Linked DNA regions of Homo sapiens: region 2 is linked to region 1. A link is an interaction called in ENCODE POLR2A ChIA-PET data of the cell type or tissue named here. Cell type or tissue: MCF 10A. All regions are shown on one strand. Links, peaks and the distances in the headings refer to the core of each region. The heading gives the core; the rest is flanking DNA.

The links. Peaks named below come from ENCODE experiments on the same cell type or tissue, not always from the same donor. Only the 100,000 strongest peaks of a DNase experiment are listed, where the experiment ranks them.
Region 2: POLR2A ChIA-PET joins it to region 1 with 7 read pairs; 2 of 35 experiments call an interaction of 5 or more read pairs at or near these places.

Annotation. Positions count from the first base shown.
Region 1 is chr6:143,266,385-143,276,315 of GRCh38, reverse strand. All of the region lies in intron 3 of AIG1 (androgen induced 1), which reads right to left. Among named protein-coding and RNA genes, the nearest start is that of ADAT2, 180 kb to the left of the region's middle. In MCF 10A, for the core only: no CTCF peak of the experiment used is centred there; a DNase peak (open chromatin) is centred at 5,155.
Region 2 is chr6:143,400,053-143,409,983 of GRCh38, reverse strand. No RefSeq gene overlaps it. Among named protein-coding and RNA genes, the nearest start is that of ADAT2, 46 kb to the left of the region's middle. In MCF 10A, for the core only: no CTCF peak of the experiment used is centred there; no DNase peak of the experiment used is centred there.

The sequences.
Region 1 (9,931 bases), core at 1,086-9,085:
ATTTGGAATTTACTCACTTCTAACATTAGCCCCAACAACTCTTAGGATATGGTTTTAATAATTACGCCAAATAAAATAGTGTTGCACACTTAATTAAGACATGCATATCGTTGCAATTAAGAGCAACTATATGTCATAGGAACCATTACACTAGGACAGTGACACGTTTTACTGGGCTATTACTTTTGCATTTAAAGATTTTAAATATGACTTGAGGCAGTAACTATCTCTTGCTGAATCCTAATGAGGACACCCAGGAGGTGCTAAGGGGCCATGGCATTACCAGGAGGCTGCAGTGCGGTGTGTATTTTCTCTTTCCTTTTCAGCTCAGCAGCCTGTGGGCCACCAATTAAGGAATTCTTTTTGTGACTGGGATGCTAGAGATGACCCATGTTGTACCATAAAATATAACATCCATTTTTAAGTGACTTAGTGTTTGCTTTCTTCCACGAAGATTTCCCAATTAGTATGTGTAGTTCTCACAGAATAGCACCTCTAATGAATGCCCTCAGACAGGCAAACCACTATACTATGATGAGCTGTATGCAGACTTGCAGACCAACAATGGCACAAAGGCCAGAGTGATTTGCTCTGCTTGGTTATGTCAAGGAAAGATCTCATATCATGGTGGACATTAGAACTGGGTTTTTAAATGTGACTAGGGGTTGATAAGTAGAAGGGTAAAGGACAGCATTCATTCACATGGCCAAGGAGAAGAAAAAGTAAAGGTACAGCACAGTCCACTAAGGGCACTGTTACCACTGCAAGACATGAAAGAGGATGAAGAGCTGGGTTTGCACGGGTGAGGGTGAGGGAGGTGTCTGCCAAACCCTAGAGGGCTTTGAGCTGGAGTCTGCCCTGCAGGAAGCAGACGTTCCTCTATAGGTTCAGACATCTTCCATGGAGTTTAAGATCTAGAGAAGTAGGAGAAACAAATTTGGATATTAATAGTAGAAAGATTAAGCTGGAGAAAGAGTGGAGAAGGGAGTGAAGAGAGGAGAGATTTATCTGTCAAGTCGCTCCCCTCTCCTGCCTGGTTCCTATCCTGCTGGCTTTTCAAGGAAGGGACTTTCCATGACTTTCTTCTAGGCCACTTCCTCAGCCTCACACCTCTTCCTCACCTCTCTGCAGCCTTGTCACCTACAATTTCCCCCTTTCTACTCTTCTTTTTCTCCTTTACTTTAATAAGCTCCACAATACAGACAACAACATAAGATAAAGAACAAAAAGAAAGCTAGTCTAACTTTGTAAATGTCAATTTGACAGGTAAACAAAGAAAATATTTATTTCATCCCTCTGTGTTTATGCTGCTTCCTCTATCATTAACTGGATGTGCAGAAATATGGAATAACAATAATAATAGCTACCATTTACTGAGCTCCTAATATATGCTGAGTTTATACTAGACATTTCCCACTGTTATCATATTTAATTCTCACAGCAATCCTAATGTAGTAGTTATCTTCTTCATTTTATACATGACGAAATGAAGGAACAGAGGGGTTCACTTGTCAAAGGTAGTGTAGAACTCATAAATGGTGTAGCCAACATTTGATTCCAGATCTACCTGACTCTAAAACATGCTCTTTTACTGACACACACTGCTTCCCATGCTCGTTTGTTCATTCATTCATTCATTCATCCAATAAATACTATATTCCTACTATACACCAGTCATCCTTGCCTCCAACGGACTGCTGTTCTGGGAAACATGTCTCAATTAGGTGAATAAAAATTTAAAGTCTCTCACCTTGGAAAAGATCTCATTCACTGGGGTTGCATGTATAGGATCTTGGAGTAGAAGTGGCTCACACAACACATGCAAATAATTGAAGTTATTCTATGAGATCTATTTATTGCATGCCAGGAACTGTACTGATCGCTTTACATGGAATAAAACTCATTTAATTCTCAAGATAATGCCTCAAGGTATATGTTATTATCATCATCAATTCCATTTTACAGAGACTGAGGCACAAGAAGTTAAGAAAGTTGCACAAGTTTATCCAACTGGAAGGTGGTGAGTTTGTGCTCAGACTTGGGCAGTTTGACTCCCAGTGCTCTGCTGCCTATGGAGCACCAGGACAACCGAAGGATAAAAGAATGGCCAGGGGTAGATCTCCTATGAGGGAAGGGGAGCTGACTGTGTCATGGCTGTGCCTGGGAGAAGGAACCTGAAATCGTCTCTCATCGCCCCACCATTCAGCTTCTTAAGATTCCAGGGTCTGAGGGACAACAGGTCAGTCTTTATGCCCATGTCAGAGGGTAAATCCCACAGGTAGCAAGAGCCTCATGGAGGTAGAGGGGAAGAAGGGAGAGTAACTCCAAGCTGTTGTCATGGAGAGGCATTCTCTTTCTGAGATTTGTGCTACCTTTCTTGTGTTTTTGGTGGCCCACTCTCCTTAATAGTATTTTGGAAACTGATATGGTTTGGCTGTGTCCTCACCCAATTCTCATCTTAAATTGTAGCTCCCATAATTCCCATGTGTTTGGGAGGGTCCTGGTGGGAGAAAATTGAATCATGGGGGCAGTTTCCCCCATACTGTTCTCATGGTAGTGAATAAGTCTCACAAGATCTGATGGTTTTATAAGGGGTTTCCCCTTTTGCTTGGCTCTCATGCTCTCTTGCCTGCCACCATGTAAGACATGCCTTTCGCCTTCCACCATGATTGTGAGGCCTCCGCAGTCACGTGGAACTATGAGTCCATTAAACCTCTCATTCTTTATAAATTACCCAGTCTCAGGTATGTCTTTATCAGCAGCGTGAAAATGGACTAATAAAGAAACATTCTGGGGAGTGAGGTGAAGAATGCAAGAAGAGAGAGCAATGGGGGACACAGCAGAGGTGAATGGCAAGGGAAAAGTGAAACTCAAGTAGGTGTTCCTGCACTCAGTAAAATTTAAAGCATTGAAGTATTTTCTTAAAGAGCACGGAAAAGTGACAAGTTTGGGGAGCAACTATAGAAAAATGAAACATCATTCACAGCACTCTGAAATTTAACAAAAGGAAGCTTGAAAAACAATAACCTAGGATTTTAATGTTATTCACCTGCTTTTCAGATATTTTCTCAGTAGAATCCACTTATTCGTAGATATCAGCATCCTGCAATGTCAGAGTATGGCTTTAAAAACATAATTCTGACTATGTGGTTCTCTTCTTTAAAATATTCCCACAATATTTTTTTTTGAGACGAAGTCTCACTCTGTCGCCCAGACTGGAGTGCAATGGCATGATCTCAGCTCACTTCAACCTCCGCCTCCCGGGTTCAAGCAATTCTCCTGCCTCAGCCTCCCAAGTAGCTGGGATAACAGGTGCCGATCACGATGCCCAGCTAATTTTTGTATTTTTAGTAGAAATGGGGTTTCACCATGTTGGCCAGGCTGGTCTTGAACTCCTGACCTTGTGATTCGCCCACCTCGGCCTCCCAAAGTGCTGGGATCACAGGCATGAGCCACCGCGCCTGGCCAAAATCTTCCCACTATTTTCAGGTGAAGTCCAAGTTTCTTGGCATTGCCTTCAAAGGCCCTTACTATGTGATTCAACCTACTTTTCTAGATTAATCTTATACCACTCTGGACTGGCAACTGTTATTGTTCCATTAAAAGACCTCAAACTTTCACGTCTTTGTTCATCTTCTTTCTGACTGCAATCCCTTAATATTTGGGATCTTATCCTTGGTATATACATATTGCAGAGTCATTTTCCTCCCATCAAAGAATCAGCCTCACATTTCTATGCTTCCTCAGTTAGGCGGGGCCACAGTAAGCTCTAGTCCTGGCCAATGGGCCTATTATTAACAGAAGCGATGTGGACACTCTTAGGCCAGTGCATTTAAAAGCTGGTGTGTGTTCACTCTCTCTCTTCTCTACCATAGTGACCTGAGAGCCACATGTTAAGATCATAGATGGAAGGGTTCTGGATCCCTGCATTACCACCTGGAAGAAAGCTGCTCTGGAGGGTCAACTGGATAACAACATACTTTGTGTGAATGAGAAACTTTGTGGGGTTAATCTACAGAGAATTCAGAATGAAGTTACTATCTTCGGGTAAGTTAGCCTATTCTGACTAATACACTATTCCATAAGGTCAGCTCTGTCTCGGGCGGAGTTAATCCCTCTTTTTCGTGTTCCCACTGCATACCTACATGATGGCACTCAATGACTATACTGAGATCTATCTCAGTATAATCAAATAGAAATAGTATACACATACAGTATAGAAATAGAGTAGTAATATACCACATAATGCTATAATTACCGTAAGGGAAGGTGACCCTGATGCATTGGAAGTACTTTAGGGAGAATGTACAAACCAGTTGACCATTGTATGCTAAGCTTTTGTTGAAGGAACCTATTAGTATGACTTCCCCTTAAGCAAATCTTCTTTTTCCATTAACTTTTCTTAGAGAAAAAAACACTTGCAATTTAAGAGGAATAAGAAATAAGTTCTGAATGCAATTTATAAGCAAACTGAAAGATATATTCATCTTTAAGGGACAAAAATGATAATTTCCTATTATGTAAAGAAAGGGAGCTATTTTGCCCCAAATCATAATCATATGGGAATAAGCCACCAAATTTAAGCCGCGTATTCACAAAATATGTAGAAGCATTAATTTTTCAAGGTGAAAATAGTAACACATTTCCATCGACTTTTATAATTTCATCACGCTCCCATGTATCACAGTGAGGAAGCAAATTTCAATGGTACTAAAGATGCTTCTTCACTAAGTTTTCAAATACAATGATTTCAAATGGTTTTAATTTACCCTTGTTTATGATGAAAATAAATGTTATTTTGATTGATTGGCAAACGTCTACTAGCAGCAATAAGAGCAATTATGTTTGACATGGAGACATTATAAAATCTATAACCCAAACCTTTAAAGCCTGATTTAAAATGTCAAATTTGACTTATGAGAACCCGTTATAATCCTGCTTCATGCAAAAAGCATTAGGTTAATGCTGGAGCAAAGTACTCTTGCCAAGCATGGACTGGCATAATTAATCAGGGATATTTCAGAAACGAATCATCTCCAAGGGGTTATTGATTTACTGTCATGACATGTTTTTCTTATGGGCTGAGATGGTGCTCTGGAGCTGGGATGCACTGGCATGTATTTTTCAGTGACTAAGCCTTGATCTGTCCTCCTGGATTACTGCCATCTCTGCACTGACATCTGCAAACACTCACATTTGACGGCCTCATGCCTGAGTGTGGTGGCTTCCAAGTTGATTAGAATTAGTTCAGAGGGGTTTTGGACTAGTCTGAGTGTAATCGAAAGCAGAGAACCATGAGTCTCAAGAGACTGGCAAGCACCCTGCAAATGGCATTATATTAACAGAGAATGTGCCTGTGCATATGCACACACACATGCAAACATACGCAAGCACACGACATGCAAGCCTATATACTAGTACAGATTCATGCATTTGCACACATGCAAACACACACACTCATCCATGCACACACACACAAGCACACATACCCATGTGCACACACACAAATGTGCACACACACATATTAACATACTTAAAGAATGAAGAATATTTCAGCTTTAATCTTCAAGGTCATCTCTATCACCTATTAAATGAAATTAAAGCTCTTAGAGAAATACTAACTTATTTAAAGACATATAAAGTAGTTATAACTTAGCTGTTTTTCACAATGATTCCATGACATAAGGCAATGCTCTCAAAAGGGGCCTTTAGAGCCCAGTATAGTCTAGAGTTCTCCCAAAGATTATAGGAAAAAGCCAAGGGAGAAAAAGGCAATTTAGCTCACAGCTCAAAACCTTTTCTCCGTAGTCTTTGGCTTTGCAAAAAGAAAATGACACACTTTCAACACAAAGCATTGTGGGTAGTTATAGAAGCGTGGGTGGGAAGACAGTAGGTAATAGGTGGAGAAAGGCCTCTAAGAAATGGATAACATTTCTGTTACATCAAATTCCTATGCCTTTTTCAGGTCTTTGCTCATGTTTTATTTCCCTGTACATTGCATATCTTGCTTAGGCTGCCTGGATGATTCTGTGGTCAATGCTGAGCTCAGATGAATGGAGACTCTAGTGACCACATTGGCTCTGCTAAGTGTGGGAAGAGGGGGAAAGGATGGGGCCAGGAAGTCTTTCACCATTAGCTGGCTATGTAACTTTGAGCCAACTGGAGCCCTTCTGGACCTCAGACTTGTCATCTATAGGAGTCTGCAGTACTGGACAGTAGGGGTCCTGTTTGAATCTTGGGAATTTTTGTCTACATCCGTGATGTCACATTTTTTGTATCCAGTGTTTACATCTGCCCTTCCTTCTTCTTCCTTCACTATATAAACTCTGAGTTTAAATACTATACCATATCACAGAAAAGTGCACAAATAGTGAGTGTCCAGAAAAATCAACAAATGTTCCTAAAGTGAACTCACTCCAGTAACCAGCAATTGGATCAAAAACAGCTTCGAAAGCCTTCCAGAATATCCCCTTCAGACTTCTTCTTGTCACAGTGAATCTCCATAAAGGCAACCACCACTCTGACTTCAAACACCATACATCAGTTTTGCCGATGTTTACATTTGTATAAATGGAATCATATGTTATGTCTTCTTTTGTGTCTGGCTGCTTTTGTTCAATATTATATTTGTGATATTCATCTGTATTGCCTTGTGGAGCTGTAGTTTTCCTTCTCATTGCTGCATAGTACTCCATTGTGTGACTATAATATGATGTATTTATTCATTCTGTTATTGATGACACTGTGGTTCTCTCCAGTTTGGTGCATTTGGCAAGAGTGCTGCTATGCCCATTTGTGTGTATTCTTCTTTTGGTGGGCATGCGTGCATTTTTCTTAGGCATATATACTGAGGAGAGAAACTGCTAGCTCATAGGACATGATCACAGATATTCAACTTTAACAGACAGAGTCAAAGAGTTTTCCAAATGATTGTACCAATAGACCCTCCCGTCAGCAGTGTATGAGAGTTCCACTTATTCTGAATCCTTGCCAGCACTTGATACTGTCTTTTTCATTTGAGTCATTCTCATGCTTGCCCTTTAAATTTCAGTGCTTTATTTCTAACTTATCACCTTCTGACTCAAGCCATCCAGATTGTCCTACTGTTGCTGGTCAGGTTCCCTGTGTGGCAGATTCTGAGATGGAAATCAGCATGCAGAAGTTTATTAGGGAAGTGTTCTAGGACCAACACCTGTCCAGGGAAAGTAAGAAAGTGTGATCTAGGTAAGGAAGGTATGGCCTTGCAATGCAGTCTGAACAAGGGCCTGAGCCCACCCTACTAGGAGCTGCAAAGCTGTGAAGGCCCTGCCCTTCAGAGTTGCCCCTAATAGAGGAAGTGGGTCAGGTCTTTATACCCCAGCATGGACCAGTTATGGGATGAGGGCTGCCACAGGAAGGGGGTCTGAACTTAGTAAGGCTGCTGTCTTCACATAAGGGCAGTTCTGGAGAGGGCTTAGAGCAGAGGGCTGAAACTGACGGCACTCCCACCTGCTGGGGAAGTAAGTCCAATCCCCAAAGGGGACCTGTGTGGCACATCCTGGCATCCACCAAACATGGTTAACACTACACCAAGTAATACAGCTAGTCTGAACCTCTGATTTTAAAATCCATAGATGGCATACCTACAGTTAACAGATTCTGACAATCCAAAATTGCGCTGCAGGGTTATGAATCTGCTGACATTGGCACTTACAGGGACTTAGTGTTCTTATGAAACAAGAAATTGGTCAGTACATGATTAAATTCCTTACCACCACCTAATTTTGGTGCTATAGTCAGCCCCTGTAATTTTATATATGGTCATGCACAGCTAATAAGCCTCCTTGACATATAACTGGCTTTCTTACTAGCCAGGGCATAGTTGGCACTTCATGCTCTTTAAAACTTGTTATCAATTTGTAGCTATTCAACACCTTATTCAGCTGAATAAGGCACACGTTAGACCATCTAGTTGTGGTCCCCGTAGACTCGAGGCTCAGGGAACAATGCCAGTCGTACAGACAATACCAAGTGCTAATTCCCTCATGAGGCAGAGCAACGGGGAAGGGGGCTGGAGGAAGAAACATGCTCTGAGCTCCACATGTAGATCACACAACCAACCTTTGGTTTTATTCCTCCTTATGGCCCTATGTTTTGTCATTTTCACCCACAGACCAATATTTTAAATGGCTTTATTTCCCAAACTTTATATATCAAGTCATAATCCTCCCTATTTTTATTATAATTCATCATGGATATATATTTTGGCCAGCTTCAGATCAGCATGAGATCAACAGTATTACAACATTGTGCTCACAGAGTTCAGCCAAATCAAAGAAACCTGACATTTTCATCAGCCTCTGCAGCCTAATCCTGGGTAGAGGCACATTTTTAAAGCTTAAACCAGCTGCAGATCCTTCCTCGTACCTACTTTGGTTGACCCCTAGGAGGCAGGTCTCCATTCTGTGACTATCTCAGGTAAACGGAAAAGTCCCCAGTGTACACAGTGATGAGTGGCATTTCTATCTCTTCACCAGGAGCCTCCCTCATGAACAGAGACTGGACCTTCAAAAACTGCTCATCAACTTTTGTCTTCAGGCCCACCCCTTGCTCCAGCCAATGTATCTCCCTGACTCCATATTCCTCTTGCTTTGATAGTCATAAGTCTATGATATCTGGTAGCCACTGAAGAAGGAACCAAGATGAGGGCAGGGCTAACTTGGAGCCTTGAGAATCTTTTCAGCTTCAAGAATCAGAAAGGATGAAGGGGAAAAAGATGAGAGAAAGACTATTCAAAAGGTACAGAATGTGCAACTTTATGGGTTGCATGAACTAGATATAATGGCCAGTTCCTGGATTACTGGGGCTAGGAATCAAATGAGTAGAGGATTATAAAAATAGCTGTGTGCTGTGCTATACGAGGATAGGCAGCTTATGGATTATGAAAGTAGAACACACTAAAAGTAAAAATCAATCCAGTAAGTGTTTTGGTAAGTGGGTGAATATGATCAAGGAATAAAGAATGACTAGGAAAAGCTAGGATGCATGAAGAATAGCAGGCGTTCTTGTAGTAAAGGGAAGTCTAACAAGCCCTTCTCCAACGTGGCTTCAGAGGACCCTTTCCTCTGCCCTCAACTCACCTGGGATCTGATCCTCAGTGGCAATCACCTCAGTCTGGGGGAAGCACCATGACTTCCAGAATTTGAACAAAGATGTTTGAATCTTTTAAGTCCATGAGGAGGAGATGTTTTACAAAGAGATGAGCATTAGGAAAGGGAAAAGAAAGAGAGAGAAGCAGGACGTTGACAAGGACTGGGTCGCTTTTCTGATTCATGTGCATATTCTTTGAGGTCAGGTCCTTCTTTTGGCTCTGCTTAAATTGGTTCTAGATCATATTATTGTCCTTAATGAATTCTTACCCAGGCTGGAGTGCCATGGTGTGATCATAGTTCACAGCAGCCTTGAAATCCTGGTCTCAAGCAATCCTTCCACTTCAGCCTCCTGCGTAGGGCTAAACTACAGGTGTGTTCCACCATGCCCAGCTAATTTATTTTTTGTAGAGATGAGGTCTCATCATGTTGCCCAAGCTGATCTCAAACTCCTGCCCTCAAGTGATCCTCTTGCCTTGGCCTCCCAAAGCACTGGGATTGTAGGTGTTAGCCACCATGCCCAGCCCTTCTTGACCATTTTTTTTTTCAGTACTGGGGTATAATTGACAAACAGAAATTGTATATATTTAAAGTGTACAACTTGGGGTTCTGATATATGGATACATTGTTAAATGATTACCACAATCAAGCTAATTAATATATCCAACACCCCACATAGTTGTGTGTGTGTGTGTTAACACTTAGGGTCTACCCTCTTAGTTTCAAGTACATAATACAGTAAGTATCCCTGATTAATTCTTGACAGCTGATCTCAGGCGATTTCCATTTAACACCTGCAATGA
Region 2 (9,931 bases), core at 583-8,582, 130 kb before region 1:
TGCATTGCTATTTTTTTTTTTTTTTTTTGAGACGGAGTCTCACTCTATTGCCCAGGCTGGAGCACAGTGGCTCGGTCTAGGCTCACTGCAAGCTCCGCCTCCCTGGTTCACGCCATTCCCCTGCCTCAGCCTCTGGGGTAGGTGGGACTACAGGCGCCACCATGTCCGGCTAATTAATTTTTTGTATTTTTAGTAGAGACGGGGTTTCACCGTGTTAGCCAGGATGGTCTCAATCTCCTGACCTCGTGATCCGCACGCCTCGGCCTCCCAAAGTGCTGGGATTACAGGCGTGAGCCACTGCACCCGGCCCTGATGTGCTGCCGTTTTATCTCTTCACTCCTACCACACGGTGGCCAGCAGTGTGCGGGAAAAAATTTAGTGCTGCTTTGTCCCAGCTGCTTGTTCAGACCACATGGTGCCTTAGTGAGCTCACAGCTCTGGCCTTGGCCTGGTGACCACCTCGATGTGACCCTCCTAAAGTAAACACTGCACACCTCAGGTCTCATGCTGCCCTGCTGATGAGTGGGCTCCTAATATGCTGAGTCATTCTCAATGCCCTTCTGCCAGTCTTGACTGCTTGCACTCCAGAGGGTTGCTTTTGGCTTGCTGGCCCTGGCTGCAATTTCTTCCTGCCAGCTTTGGCATGCCTACCAAAGGGTGTATTTCTTACTTGCCTGATGGCTGTGGTACAGCTCTGGGCCCAGAAAACCCATTAATTTTTAGTATTTATTGAGTATCTCCATCACCTCCCATGAGATCTCAGTCGCATCCTTGGAGAGGGGCCACTTCCAAATTTGTTTATTCTTTTTGTACTCTCAGCTCTAGAATATTCTTTAGGGCTGTCTTTACACCTTCATAGTTATTTCCCTGTTCATAATGAACTTCTCTATTCAAATTACTGCATGACTTGTGCCTCCTGGCTTGGATTCTTGACTGATACAAATTCCATTTTGGATTTCTTTCATCATCCCTGTTGATTTTGTCTATCTATATATCTTGAGCACATAAATCACTACTATGGTTGCCAAAAGTCAGAATTTTATAAGAAGGGTTACTCAGAAAAGAGTCACTCCTCTGCCCCCCACTATCCATTCTATCCTGCTCTCATTTTCCCATCCTTTCCAACCCAATTCTACCTATTTCTTGTATGTGACTAGGAGTCATTCCCTTCTCCTTGTATGTGACTAGGAGTCATTCCCTTCTCCTTATGTGTAACTAGTCATTAGTTTCTGGTTTATTTTTTCTCTATTTATTTTTGCACTATTGAGCAGATATGTGTATAATTTCTTATTTCCTTTTTTTCTTACACAAAAGATAGGCTTTTCTATTTTTTCACATTTTGCTTCTTTCAATTAACAGTATACCCTAGTAAGCACAGCATATCAGTTCATAGGCATCCCTTATCACTCATTTTTTATGGCTGCATAGTACTCCACTGAGTGTACTATAGTTTATTCACCTACTCTCTTAAGTATTCAAGCTCTTTCCAACCAATATCATAATAAATAACCTGTGTATATGTATTTTTGTACTTTTAGAGATGTATATTTAGGGTGGATTCCTAGAAGTAGGACTGCTTAGTTGAAAAGTAAGTGGATGAATCATTTTGTTAGTCATCACCAAATCCCCCTCTAAAAGGGTTGTGCCAATCTGTATTCCCACCAGCAATGCATGAGAGTACCTGTTTCCCTCTATTCTTGCCAACAGAATGTGTTGTCATACTTTTAAATTTTTCCTTATCTGATAGGTGAGAAATGCAATAGTTTTAACTTGCATGTCTTTAATTATGGGTTGTTTGAATATCTTCTCATAAGTTCAAATGCCATATATATGCTTTTAAATGAGTTGTCTGTTCATGTCTTTTTTTCTATTTTTCAGGTAGCTTTAATCATTTCCCTCGCTAAGAATTATTTGAATATTGAGGATATTAACCCCTTATCCATGTTATAAATTATACATATTTTTCCCTTTTGACTTTGTTTATGGTTCTCCTGCAATAAAAATGTTTTAATTATTTTATGTAGACACATTTATCAATATTTAATTTTTCTGGATTTTAAGTCCCTATATCAAGGTTAAAGAAAAATTCACCCATATTTGCTTCTTGTATTTGTACAGTTTAAATGTTTACATTTAGATCCCTGATCCATTTGGAGTTTATTCTTGTATATGGTATGCAGTACAGATTTTATCTTTTTCCAATGGCTACCGCATTGGAAATTTTCCCCACCTCTGCCCTAGCAATACCTGTTTAGGATACACCTACATTTCCATGTCTTGGGTCTCCTTGGGGACTTTTTATTCTATCCCACTGGCCTATTTTTCTATTCCTGTGGTCAGGCCCAGACTGTGTTAATAGAGGCTTTCTAGTATGTTTCAGTGTCTACCAGAGCATTTCTCTTCACAGTTGTTATTTTAATTGCTTTCCTGGCTATTCTTGCATGTTTACCTTTCCATATTCATGTTAATAACAACTCGTCCTTGATAGTTAATTTTATGTGATACCAAATTGAGGAAGCAATTCAGGGACCCAGAGATACATTCCCATTAACAATTAATAATTCAGCCAATGGGAGGTCATGCAGAGACCTGGGCCCCAGAAGAAGATTGAGGACAAAGCACCAGTAGCGCAGATTGGGGTGAAGAAAATTATAGAGGTAGGAGGCAAACCCCAGGTAAGTACCGTAACTGGAGTCACAGTTGGCTAGAACATCAAGATAAGAAGGTGAGAAGTGGTGGCCGTGCCCTGAAGAGAGGAAGGAACCATAGCCTTACACCATGGTGGGAAAGGGCCAGTAAAGATGATGTAGGAGCCCATTTGTACTAAGTCCTCAGGTGAAGTGAATTTACTTATTCATTAAGAAGAAAATATTCCCAGCCCTCTTTTCAAATAGTCAACAATATAGCTTTCAAGAGTGTTAAGTGTATTTATGCTTTACACATATCTGAAGTAAGGTTTGCTTTATTTTATCCCTAGAAAAATCTAAGTTTTTTTCTTGGAGTGTTCAATAATTTGAAACTAAAAATTTTAAAAGCATTTCAAACAGCTCCTTTACCTCCCCTGCCCACGCATTTACCAAAATAAATAAGGCCACCATGCAAGCCACTCTCTGATTTGCATGGCAGTGAGATCTGATGCAAATTCTCACATTTTAGGCCATTTCGGGGTTTGTGGAAACGGCAAAGGGTTCCTTTCTTTAAATAGTCCTGGGCATGATACCCTTGTCCAGGATATTTTGACATTACTGTTACTGCAAAGTAAACACATTTGAGGAAATAAAATGCTAATGATAAAATAAAAATTTGGGGTGGTATCAGGTTTGGTTTTTGCTGTAAGAAAACATCCCAGTCTTGAGTGGAGAGTTAGAACTTGTGGCCTGGCTGTCGGCTGTGGCTCTCACCTCACTCCCATCCTGCTCCCTGCCATAGAGGGCTGTATTGTTCCTAACCCCCCAACATCCCCTACACACATTTCACTTCTTCCTCCTTCCAACCCCCACTGCCCCACAAAGAAAGCAGGATTGGATGCCCCTTTGCACCCCTCCAAATTCTTCAAAAGCATATAAAAGGTACATGTCATGCTCAAGGGCTTTGTATGTTTAGTCTGGCACTTATACAGAATCCAGCACTGCATCTGTTCATAAACAGGTAGTGTATGATAACCCCTGGTTCATCCCACCTGGTGAGAAGATTGTGCAGGTACCACCTCACCCTTTGCTCATCCCCATGCACCATCTCATCCTGCCCCACTGCCCAGAGCAGCTGAGGTTCCCATTCTGTGTTCCAGGTCATGGACACCATTTAGTTAATGAGGATTGATAAAGACACATTAACTATTAGAGGGAACTGGAGGAAAGGGAGAGGGAATTCATAGTTACAGAGCACCAACTTTGTCCAAGGCAAAAGTGCTTTAAATACCGTGTTTCATGTAATTATCATAGCTCTCTATGAACTGGGCATTCTTATCCTCATTTTTCACAGAGTCATTTGTGAGTCAGGAATTTTCTCACCTCTCCCTGACCCAGACGCTGTGGTGAATTATGGTACGTTTGATTTACTGGCTAGTGCATAGTAAGTGCTCAAGAATCTTTGGTTATTTGTAGCTTAATCATGGACTTTCGAAAATTCAAAGCCTGACCCCCATATAATTGTTTTCAAAGTTTCAGGCGCTGGCAGGGATATTTTGGTGGATTATCCCTGTCATGCAGGGTAGAAAGAAGACTGCCTTGTCTGAACCTGAGGAAGGTTTCTCTGACTTCTCTGATTTTGTTTCTTCTCTTTTCCGTGCCTTTGGCTGACCCCAAATTTAGAAAACCTCATAACATAATTTGGCTCTCTAGATTTTCTGAAAAGTAAGTCTGTCCCTCATGACCGAGCTTACTCTACATGCCAAAATGCCAGCTAAGTCTGACCTCAGAAGTACGGAGTGTGCTTCTCCCCATTTGAAAATGTTATTCACATTCCCTTTAAGGATTATTCCCAGCACAAGGGGCTGCTTCTGAATGCAGCCAAACGCAAATGATCAGTCAATATATGTAAATCTGCTTGACCTCACTAATCATCAGAGAAATGCTAATTAAAAATAAGAGAAGCCATTTTTTAAAATCCAACAGACTACTCCAGATTCAAAAGATGGATACTATCCCCAAGTCAGCATGGATGTAAGAAAACTCTCATATATTTTGACGGAAAAGAATATTGACGGACATCTTTAGATACCCAATTATCAGTGTTGATCAAAATTTGAAATGTGCATATTTGTTAGTTCACTTTTAGTTGTTTTCTGTCATTCTATAATTGCTTTTCCTTTTGTCTAATTTTTTCTTCTTTCTTTTCCTTCTTTTTTTTTTTTTTTTTTTTGCTTGAAGTCTTACTGGCTGAAGTGTCTTTCCTTGTGATGCACGTCCTTCACCTGCTTTCACTTATGCTCAGTTTATTCCTGCTTGCTTAATTTGAGAGAAGGAAGCACATATAACCAGGTTGTTTTTTATTTAAGGGAATTTCCTGAGAGACGCCCTCATTCTTCAGGCCCAAAAATAAATGGGAGATGTGTCTTCAAGAAAAGGAATGAGCAGCTGTGGTGAGAGGCCTCCAGCAGAGGCTGACTCTATGCCATTCTGGGGGTGCAGAACTGGGTCGCCACATGGATAGTTCACTTCTTCATCCATGGCCTGCCCAGCTCCTGGATCTTCTCTCCCTAAGTGAAGACCCAGGGCTGCCATTAGCCCACTTGGGGCCTAGTGTGAATTACAAGGCCTCCTCTTTGGGTGAAAGCACCCCTCTGGCTAGTGCTTATGAGCAGATGGGTGTCTCTGGGTGGTTTGTCTTAGCTTTGTTTAGAAACCATGGAAGGGGCTCTATCCCAGCCTCTTTTATTCACCCTCTGGGCCAGGCATGCTTTAGCGGGGCACCACCTGTGCAACCTTACCTGGGGGCCCTGAAAGGATGCTAGTTTGTCTTGCAGAGCCAATGGGAAATTGACACGTTGCCTGAGCTGTAATGTGGGCTTCAGCCTCCTTGCCCACCTGAGACCAGGCGTTAGCATTTTTGGTAGAAATGTTCAGTAGTTTTGTTCGGGGCATGGCCATTTCTTTGTTTCATTAAAGACAGAGTTTTCTTCCATGAGTTTTAAGAGACAGGAGTAGAGTAAAATCCCTGTTTCCTCAAACATGTTTAGCCAGAAGCTTAATTTCAGAAACATAACATTGTAACTTATTTGAAATTGTCTTTCATTTTACATTTTTTTTGGATGCCTGCATACTCATAACTGGCTTCTGTCAGTCACATGCATTTATTGCAGAGAAAACGTACTTAGATTTCTAGTTACATAGTGTTGTTCAAAAACACTATTTTTTCTTGACTTTCGTGCCAGTCAAATATCACCTCATCATCTTTGGTTCCTATACTGTCTTCAGTATTCTTTTGCAGTTTTCCCAAGAATGCTGCTGTCTGGGGAGGTATACAAAAGGGTTCTACATTTTGATTATGGCACATTTCACTTATTTTCAGTACACGAACCCCACGTTACTTAGTTTCAAAATTCCAGTGGACTGTGATGACAATTTTAGCTAAACTATCAGTCTGTTGCAGGCTTGGTGGAGTGGTTTGAGTTAGGCTATGGCTATTTGTGTGTCTACCTTACAGGAGAAGAAAGAAACAACAGCTATTTGATAAGGAAAGGCCAATTCTGTTGAGCATCTTTTTTTTTTTCTGGTTCTTTTTACTTTCTGTTTTATTGGGTTGTTCACTCCAGCAAGAAAAAGACCAGCTTATATTTGGCCTCATAGGTAAAAGTGGAATATGGAATCCACATTAATTGGTGCCATTTTTTTCCTTATTAATTCTGTTCTCTTACAGATTGCCACCCTGGGCAGCTGGTTTCGTTCGTGGGCAGCCACTAGTGAGGAGAGCTCTTCAGCTCCTTCTTCCCTAAGGTCTATGATTTTGACATTAGAAAAGACTTGATTTCTATGTTCATGACTCTCCTGTAAGACCGCTCCAACAGGCCAGGATGGAGGCTCCTTCTCTTGTAGGAGGCAGCTTCTCCTGCATACTTAGATTTTGTGACCCAGGTTTCTGGATTTGAACAACCGCCCTATTTGAAAACAGCTTCAAAAGAGCACCCGAGTGTCCCCAGGATCATACTGAGCCATTATTTCCTGTTTTGTAACTTTGGTGGGTGGAATAACTTTTTCCTCAGGAGAGAGTCTTTTATTTTCTTTTTCTTTTTTTTAATAATATTCTCCGGGTTCCAAGTAAATTTTTATGAGGAGGAGCCACAAAAATATATTGGGAGGAGAGGGGTAAAGACAGCAAAAAAGTAATGCATGCTTTAATATAGCTGAGTTGACTGAAAATCAAAAATAAAATTCTAAGCCCCTCAACCATCTGAATGGATGCCTCATCTCAGCCAAGGACTTTCCAAAGTTAACCTGAAAAACTAGTTCAGGCCATGATGGGAAGTGGGATTTGGACATGCCTCATTATACACTTCTCCCTTTTTGAATTCGGGCACAGCTGACCAGCATTAACATCAACACAGAGCCCTAAGACCAGCAGAACAACTCTAAGTCTGATAAGAAATATTTACAAGCTGGCCAGGCGTGGTGGCTCATGCCTGTATTCCCAGCGCTTTGGGAGGCTGAGGCGGGTGGATCATCTGAGGTCAGACATTCGAGACCAGCCTGGTCAACATGGTGAAAACCAGTCTCTACTAAAAATACAAAAATTAGCCGTGCATAGTGGTGGGCAGCTGTATTGCCAGCTACTCAGGAGGCTAAGGTAGCATAATCATTTGAACCTGGGAGGTGGAGGTTGCAGTGACCCAAGATCATGCCACTGCACTCCAGCCTGAGTGAGCAGCAAGAGCAAAACACCATCTCAAAAAAAAAAAAAAAAAGAAAGAAAGAAAGAAAGAAAGAGAGAGAGAGAGAGAAAGAAAGAAAGAAATATTTACAATCTATTCTCTCTGAAACCTGCTACTTGGAGGTTTCATCTGCATTATAAAACCTTGTTCTCCACAACTCCTTATTATAACCCAGACATTCCTTTCTGTTGATTCCAGGTCTTTAGATAATAACACTTTCAACCAGTTGTCAATCAGAAAATGTTTGAATCTGCCTATGAGCAGGAAGTCCCCTCTTCCCCCCACTTTCCCGTTGTCCTGCCTTTTCGGACCATGCCAGTGAACATCTTACATGTATTGATTGATGTCTTATGTCTCCCTAAAGTGGTATAAAACCAAACTATAGCCTGGCCACCTTGAACACATGTTCTCAGGACCTCCTGGGGCTGTGTCATAGGCTGTTAGTCACTTAAATTTGGAGCAGAATAAATCTCTTCAAATATTTTAGAGTCAACATGACAATGGCTTAGTCTAACCAGCATGTTGTAGGACACCATAAAATTAAAAAAAAAATCCAAGTACCAAACAAATCACTCTTCAAGGGGAACAAGCTGAGAGTAATGGGTACAGAAGGTGGCTGTTTTAGGTGGAAAAGTAAAAGAATCAGCCACCCCCTTTAGGGTTTTGCTGAGTGTTGTAGATAGGGCTAGGACTGCAGTGAGCAACACCTCAAAAATGTGTAAGGCCCACGTGGTTGGGAATTTGCATTCAGGTGTAATTGAAGCTAAGATGTTTTCCAAAACTATTAACATTTCTTGGCTTAAAAATTGGGGAGCTAGCACACTGGGCTGCCTGGGGCTGGTTGTACAGGGAAGGCTGAAGAGAAGAGCCTCAGAAACACCAGAATCGTTTGAAGCCCCTGGGGGTTTTACATAGCTGAGGAGTTTTACTTGTTCATTTGTGTGTTTACACCCTTGAGACAATACAATCTCAACAGTAATCGCCATGTTAAGTGGTAGTCATGCCAGTCTTGCTAAGATATATCACAGTTCTCTGTTTCTTCAAAGCATGATGACCAAAAGAAAACCTTTTCTGGATATTTAAGTCAGGGATAGCTTTAAAAACCTCCACGGCTGCCACGCGCTATTGATGGAGTTTGCTCCTGGGCCTGTGGAGGTTTGTAAGCCAGCCTGGAAATGCTCCTTTTAAAACTCTGCCTGCTTTTCATGCTTTGTTTGTGTTGTTTCTTTCCTGGCTGTGTGCAGTGCTTTGTTGGTGCTCTGAGGGTCTGTCCTATGGTTCTTGGCCCATAGAAACTTCTCTTCTTTTTATGTCTTGGCAGCTCTCAGGCTCCTGGAAGATTGCAACCCCTGCAAACAAGCTTGTTAAGGTTTTAAACATGAATCAGAGACATCAGCAAAGGCCAAATGGGACATCCTGCAATCTTTAGCGTGGACCACAAGAAGCTATTTTTTCACTATAGGTGCCTTTCTTGCTTACTTCCTGATTTCTGGCTTTGTTTTATGTGGATAAAGGTTTGGGCTAGTGTAATTTAAGATAAACTAGGAATCACCATAATTTCAAAGAAGAAGAAAAAAGTATGGTAAAAGCAACATTGTATTCTTTATTCAGAGCTTGTGTTATATTATGTTCACAATAAGGGAGAGTTCCCTTTACTGCTGTGATGCCAAGGGGTTGGGCATTAGGAGAACTGTGGCCAAGTCTTGTGGGTGGGGAAATCTAAAACAGCCACTTCAGATAGCTTTGGATTGGGAGAACTCGGTAGACGGAAGTGTGACTTCCTGTCCTGGTTTTGTTGCTGCCTCAAAAAAATTACCCATTTACTCTAGATCTGTTTCCTAAATTGTAAGTTGAAAGATTTAGAAGAGAAAATAGGATACTTCTAGCTTAACATTTTGAGTTATGTGTGTTTCTACTTAAAGATCTTTAAAATACAGGACTCCTGGCACATGGCCAAATGGTAAATACCAGCTCGAATGCCATCCTGAGATCAGATATCAGGACAAGAGCAAGAGAATGAGTTACCTGGGTCTCTCTCATCAACTCTGACTTGACAGAACAAGGCAGGCAAGATTAGAGATGAGCACCACCTTCCTGGCACTGTAACCTTTTCATCAGCATCCATTAGACAATGGAGGATGAAGTGACTTCTCTGCTGGGGCCCAGAATCCATCAGAATTGATGACTAGGAATAATTATGACACACTCCTGGCCAGTTAGGCTTCGGCTGGTATTTGTTGTGCTGCCTGAATTTTATAATCCTCTTTTTGGTCCTAAAAACATTAAATCTCTTTCTGTGTGTCCCACGTTTAATAATTTTCTGTCCCTTGAGACTTTGCCGTCTGCATGCTGAGTGTAAAGGGCTTATTCTGAAAATTTCTAGCAGCTTTTGTGTTTAGCAAAACTGCAAAATTCATAAATTGTAAAAGGAAGTTAGGAGGGGCGAGGAAGCACATTTCACTTTCAACATATTGTCAGAAATGAGTGAGCTACAGTCTGGGACAAAATCTTGGCCATGAAATGATGACTTGATACCCATCATTCGATCTGTCACAGTGATAAGAC